2 separate regions of the Homo sapiens genome follow, and region 1 is linked to region 2. A link is a contact called in ENCODE Hi-C or POLR2A ChIA-PET data. All regions are on one chromosome and are shown on one strand. The core of a region is the stretch at or near the end of the contact, and the rest is flanking DNA. Distances in the headings are between cores, read along the strand shown. Region 1 has its middle 43 kb from the start of PLCL2. Region 2 overlaps PLCL2 (phospholipase C like 2).

Region 1 (2,700 bases), core at 158-2,657, 180 kb after region 2:
TAAATGAATTAAACCCCTAATAGAATAAAGAGGCCAACCCAGGGCAATTTCAAGCCTACCCAGCAAAACCCCAACTTCCCTCAAGGGGCAACCCTTCCTGCTCCCTAAGTGGAGTGCGTGGAATGTGCCTTCTCTTAGGAATATCCTTTCCCACTTCTCCACCTGGCTGACTCCTTCTTAGACATCATTTAGGACTTTGCTACTTGAAATGTGGACCTTGGACCAGCAGCATTGGCATTACTTGGGAGCTTGTTAAAAACGCAAAATCTCAGGCTCCACCCAACCCTGCTGAATCAGAACCTGCATTTTAACACGATCCCCAAGTGCTTTTTGCATCCGTTACAATCGGAGACGCACCAAAGTAAGACATAGCTCAGATATTATCACTTCCTTGAACCCCTGGCTTCGGTGAGGTTCTTCTCCAGGGAGTGCCCACAGTGCCCTGGTCTTGGGCCCACCACAGCACTCACCACACTGAAATGTGTTTGTTGGTTCTCTGTCTCCTACCTGGATGGGCAGCAAAGGTGTCTTATTTATCTTGGCTTCTCCAGTGCCTATAACAATACTGAGTAAACATCAGTTGAAGGAACGAATGAGTGGCTCTGAAGAAAGGTGAAAGCACTCTGGAAAATTAGCATTATGTTGCTAGGAGCCCATCTGGAACCTAATACTTGACATTTCTCTCTCTCAGCTGCTCCAGCTGCCCCCTGCATACATGAACGATTTCTCTAAATGCACCTAACTTCAGCCTTCAGGCCTGAGCCAGCGTTTAGGGTTCTCTGAGTCTTCTGCTTTTAAGCCACCTCATCACGGAACCCAGTAGGAAAACCCCAACAAACAAGGGCGGGCCCTCTGCTGCTTGGCACAGCCACCTCAACAAAAGCTGGGCACTTCCTGTAAGGCCCAACCCTGGGCCTGGCATCCCATCCTGCAGGGGGATCGCCCCTCTCCCTACTTCTGCTCACCACCTCCGGCACTTCCCCCGGTTACTTGGGTTGCTGCAGGAGCTGGGAGCACACCTTGCAGCTGCGGCAGCTTCAGAAGCTCAGATTTAACAAATGCTGGGCCGGCCTCAAAGTTAACTTCAGTTCAGTTTTCAAAGATCCTGCAAACAGCAGAAGGAGACCAGCCTGCTTCTTGTTTCTTGTCAAAGAGCGCTGTTCCCTAATTAGCCTCTCATGCTAACTTGGGGGAGCATCTCTATTCTTAGATAATACAGAAAACTGGTTTTACCCCTTAATAGTGTCTTTCTTTCTTTTGTAAATAGTTTTTTAATAAACATTTTGGTAGCTACATGAGGTTGGGTAATGCCCAAGGCTTTACCAACCTCATTGTGATATTTTTTTCACTTGTAACATATGTGACCACAGATGCTGCCACAGGCGTCACGTGGCCCCCTCACTGTAGCTGGGAGGGGACACACCTCCCATTTCCCTCTGACCACTGGGCTTTGTCTTTTCTCTCTCCTGTCTAAATTACTGAGCTGTCAGATCTAAAAGGACTGTAAAGAATAGAGATGTCATTGCCCTCTTATTTTAAAAAATTAGTAAAACAAATTGCTTTAAGTTTTCTAAACTTTTCAAAGCATTTTTAATGCAATACGTCTACATGCTAATTGTAGAAAATGTGGAAAAGCCAGAAAAGCATAAATTACCCATAATGCTACAATACAGAGAAAAATCACTCAACATCTCGGTAAATTTCTCACTAAACTTCATGTATCCAGAATAATGCATGTGAATGACTAGCGATGGAGCTGTCCTCCACCTTCCAGCCCCCACTGATACTTCAGGAACTTGGTAATAATACAAACCTGCACTTTATGCAGTTTGGAGTTTTATTCCTACTTACAAGATTATGAGTGGGTTTATTGTACTTCTATAGTTGAGCTGAAACTACGGCAGTCCCTTCTCACCTGCACTTTCACTTTCCAACGTTTTAGTTATTTGCAGTCAACTGCAGTCTGAAAATAGTAAATGAAAAATTCCAGAAATAAACAATTCATAAGTTTAAAATCGTGCAATATTCTAAGGTGCTTGATGAACTCCCACGCTGTCCCACTAGGTCCTCCTGAAATGTGAAATATCCTTTTGTCCAGAATACCCACGATGTATACCACATAGTAGTTGTTTTGGTTATCAGTTTGAAAAAACAGAGAATATATAGGATTCAGTACTATTTGAGGTTTCAGGCATCTGGTGGGGGGTCTTGGAAGGCATCCCATGCAGATAAGCAGATAAGAGGGGACTACTGTGCATACAACTTTGTATACTTCCTTTTTTTTTTTTTTTTTGCTTAAAGGAATATCAAGAGAATTTGCTCATGTTAACACTTTTTTCCCCCATTTTCTAATTTGTCAAATGAGTTTAAATGAGGTGATAAAATTGTTGGAAGTTGGGAGGTTACTAATCTGTTGTAATAAGATTTAAATAAAATAATATATTTTCAAAGTGCTTAGCTTGGGGCCTGGCATATAGTAAACTCTTCATAAATGGTAGCTATGACCATAGATTATTACTAAAATCTCATTTTAATGCCAGCATATTTCATTCTAAGTAGCATATTTAACCACCCACCCTTTTATTGTTCTGAGCTTGTTTCCAATTCTCCCCATTAAAAATTGTAGCACTGCAAGGATATCTTTGAGTATAACTTTTTGTTTCCTTTACAAAATTATTATTTCTTTAAAATAGATGACTC
Region 2 (2,711 bases), core at 75-2,574:
AAAAGGGCTTTATACTATTGCCAGTAGTGTTTGATGCACGTTTCAACAGTAAATAAAAAATCTTGATGCTGGAAAGATTCAATTGCTAGAAGAAAATAGACATGAAGTGTATGTTCTTAAAGATATTCCTCTCACACTTCACCCTCCTTTTTCTCTCTCTTGGCAATTATTAGGCTTAACTCAAATTCTTCATCAATCTCAACACACCAAAGGGATGCCACTTTTCCAGGATGCTCTACGAAAAAATGTTATTCACCTAACAAAAATAGTCAAGGTAACAGAGCAATTTGGCTCCACTGTTCTTGATGATCACAATATAATCCTTCCAGCTGGCTTAGTTCTTAAAGTTATCACATCATACTTCTAACTCTACCTCTTGGACCCTCCCAGAAATACCTAGGCCTTTCTCTGGGAGATATTTCAGGAAGAATGTCTTTAAGGCAAACCAGAGGATGAACTGCAGCAGAGAGGGAAAGGCTGCAGGCTGGGTGGCTTCAACAGTCTCACAAGTGTGATGGGGATGGTGTCAATAAGTTATTTCTTTTCACAGATGCTGCCATAGTTAATGAATCATGTTTTCCCTGGAGCTTTCCACCTATTCAAAGGACAAGTTTCAGAGCTTGGATGAGGAGCAACTATCTTATGAACACAGAGACATTTGTCAGTTTTAAAGGTCAAATTAGATTTTTGCTCAGGTTCCCACCAAAATGATAGACTTGAAAATCAGGATTTATCAAACTATGTTCTAAATTATTTCAACATATCGAGTGTATTAGTCTGTTTTCATGCTGCTGATAAAGACATACCCGAGACTGGGAATAAAAGGAGGATTAATATGACTTACAGTTCCACATGGCTGGGGAGGTCTCACAATCATGGCAGAAGGTGAAAGGCATTTCTTACATGGTGGTGGCAAGAGAGAATAAGAAAGAAGCAAAGTGGAAATCCCTGATAAACCCATCAGGTTTCATGAGACTTATTCACTATCACAAGAATAGCACAGGAAAGACTGGCCCCCATGATTCAACTACCTCCCCCTGGGTCCCTCCCACAACACGGGGGAATTCTGGGAGATACAATTCAAGTTGAGATTTGGGTGGGGACACAGCCAAACCATATCATGGGGAAACAACCCGTAGATCACAGAGTGTTATCCCCTAAGGTGGAGGAGACTTCCTTCCAAATACAAAGGTTGAGCCAAGGGAATTGCAGCTCTGAGGCAGGAGGAAAGGAGCTGGCTCTTGCAGCTTTCTTGACGAGAGAACAGAGAGGAGGAAATAACGCCTCTTGCAGTATTGAGTGACTCATGTTGGAGCTGGGAAATCCCCCCACTATGTACCCACCTCGAGGTGAATAGAAAGTGGAGGAGAGGATGGTGGCTTTAGATGTTTAGACATTCTTTGCCAAGAACACAAAAAGAAGGGTTTGCAACCACACCCTCTCCAAGCAACCACTGGCCACTTTGTGAAGGAAGAGGGGGAAAGAGAGAAAGTCAGAGAGACTGAGCATTTTACCTAAAGAGCTTAGCATTTACAGTCCAAAACGAATAACGTAATGAATGCAATAGATGAAGTTTACCAACAGAATTAAAATCCAGGGACATCTACCTCCCTCATAAGAGAGGTAAGAAAGTTACATTTTCTTTTTCACCTGGGATGAGTATGAAGCTTGAACTCAAACTCTGCCATACAGCATAAGGTGATTAAAGGCTCAACTAGAATTAGGGCCACAGAAATGAGAAGTCAGCCAGCATTGCCTCCTCCACTCAATTAAAGTTTATTTATTCAAAGTCTAGTAATGACAAAAAGTTTACTGAATAAATGGGGATAAGGAAGCTAAGTGCTTCCTCGCAGCTTTGGAAACTGCCAGTTGACCAAAAGAACTGTGTATATTATCTCCAGAGCACTAACAGAATTTTAAAGATACATAAAATCCTTTTCTTTCTTTCTTTCTTTTTTTTAAATTTCCTGTAAGGGTCCTTGACAGAGAGAAGAACTTAGCAAAGAACTTAGGAGGCACCTTCAGCCACTGCAGAAACACAGAGAAACTATCGAAAAAGTATCAAAAATAAGCCTTGAAGAAATTATACAGGAGCAAAATCCAATATTCGATGTGGAATTTGATGGGAACATAGGAAGTAACTCCTCTACTTTTGCATAGGAAGAAAAAAGACTACAGTACTTCGAATATCTTAGTTTTATAAAAAATGTAGTAGTATTCTTTTGCGTAAAGCATAGGTTTACAAAGAAGTTCCCTAACTTTTCTTGAGCTTTGGGTTTCAGATATATTCATATTTTCTACCAGATTCAGGGAACTAAAGTGTTTGAAAAATTAGCAATCTGCCTTTGCCCCTTTAAAAAACAATAAAAATGCTCTAAACAGAAAAGTAAAACCATGGAGACCCTATCAAATACATGGCCCTAAACCACTGCCCCCTAACAGTTCTCTAGGTGGTGATGGCTCAAATGAAATCTACCCAGGAACTGAAGTGATGCTAACAGCCGGGTCCCATTTCTCATTCACCAATAGGGCTGGATGGCACCCCAGCTCTTGTTTCCTTGCTTACTTTGCAATTTTAAATCAGACTGTTAGTATGTCAGATGACATAGTAGCTTGCTTAATAGCATTTATCATTTCTTGTCTGAGGACATCATCTGACAACATGTTGAAATCTATTAAAGTCATCCTCCCAGAGAGTTTAGAGATGGATA

The links. Hi-C counts contacts between places; a loop is a spot of excess contacts on that map. ChIA-PET counts read pairs that join two places held with the same protein, here RNA polymerase II (POLR2A). Pooled maps may share reads with other maps.
Region 1: a map of natural killer cell shows a loop between it and region 2 (5-fold over the local background). The contact joins two enhancer-like sites. A Hi-C loop is called at or near these places in 3 of 168 maps with a recorded cell type or tissue (OCI-LY7, naive thymus-derived CD4-positive, alpha-beta T cell and natural killer cell), 15 of 37 single-sample maps with no recorded cell type and 16 of 50 pooled maps. POLR2A ChIA-PET finds 5 or more read pairs at or near these places in 5 of 52 experiments (CD4-positive, alpha-beta T cell, CD4-positive, alpha-beta memory T cell, OCI-LY7 and 2 more).

The regions. Positions count from the first base shown.
Region 1 is chr3:16,840,723-16,843,422 of GRCh38, reverse strand. No RefSeq gene overlaps it. Among named protein-coding and RNA genes, the nearest start is that of PLCL2, 43 kb to the left of the region's middle. RefSeq lists an enhancer at 858-1,107. Within about 2 kb of position 1,407, at least 22 of the 41 ENCODE cell types and tissues checked have a DNase peak (open chromatin) inside an H3K27ac peak, as active enhancers do; they include natural killer cell, where a contact is called at or near this core.
Region 2 is chr3:17,021,749-17,024,459 of GRCh38, reverse strand. The region is part of intron 3 of PLCL2 (phospholipase C like 2); the gene reads right to left. Among named protein-coding and RNA genes, the nearest start is that of PLCL2-AS1, 31 kb to the left of the region's middle. RefSeq lists enhancers at 1,061-1,140, 1,211-1,430. Within about 2 kb of position 1,324, at least 3 of the 41 ENCODE cell types and tissues checked have a DNase peak (open chromatin) inside an H3K27ac peak, as active enhancers do; they include natural killer cell, where a contact is called at or near this core.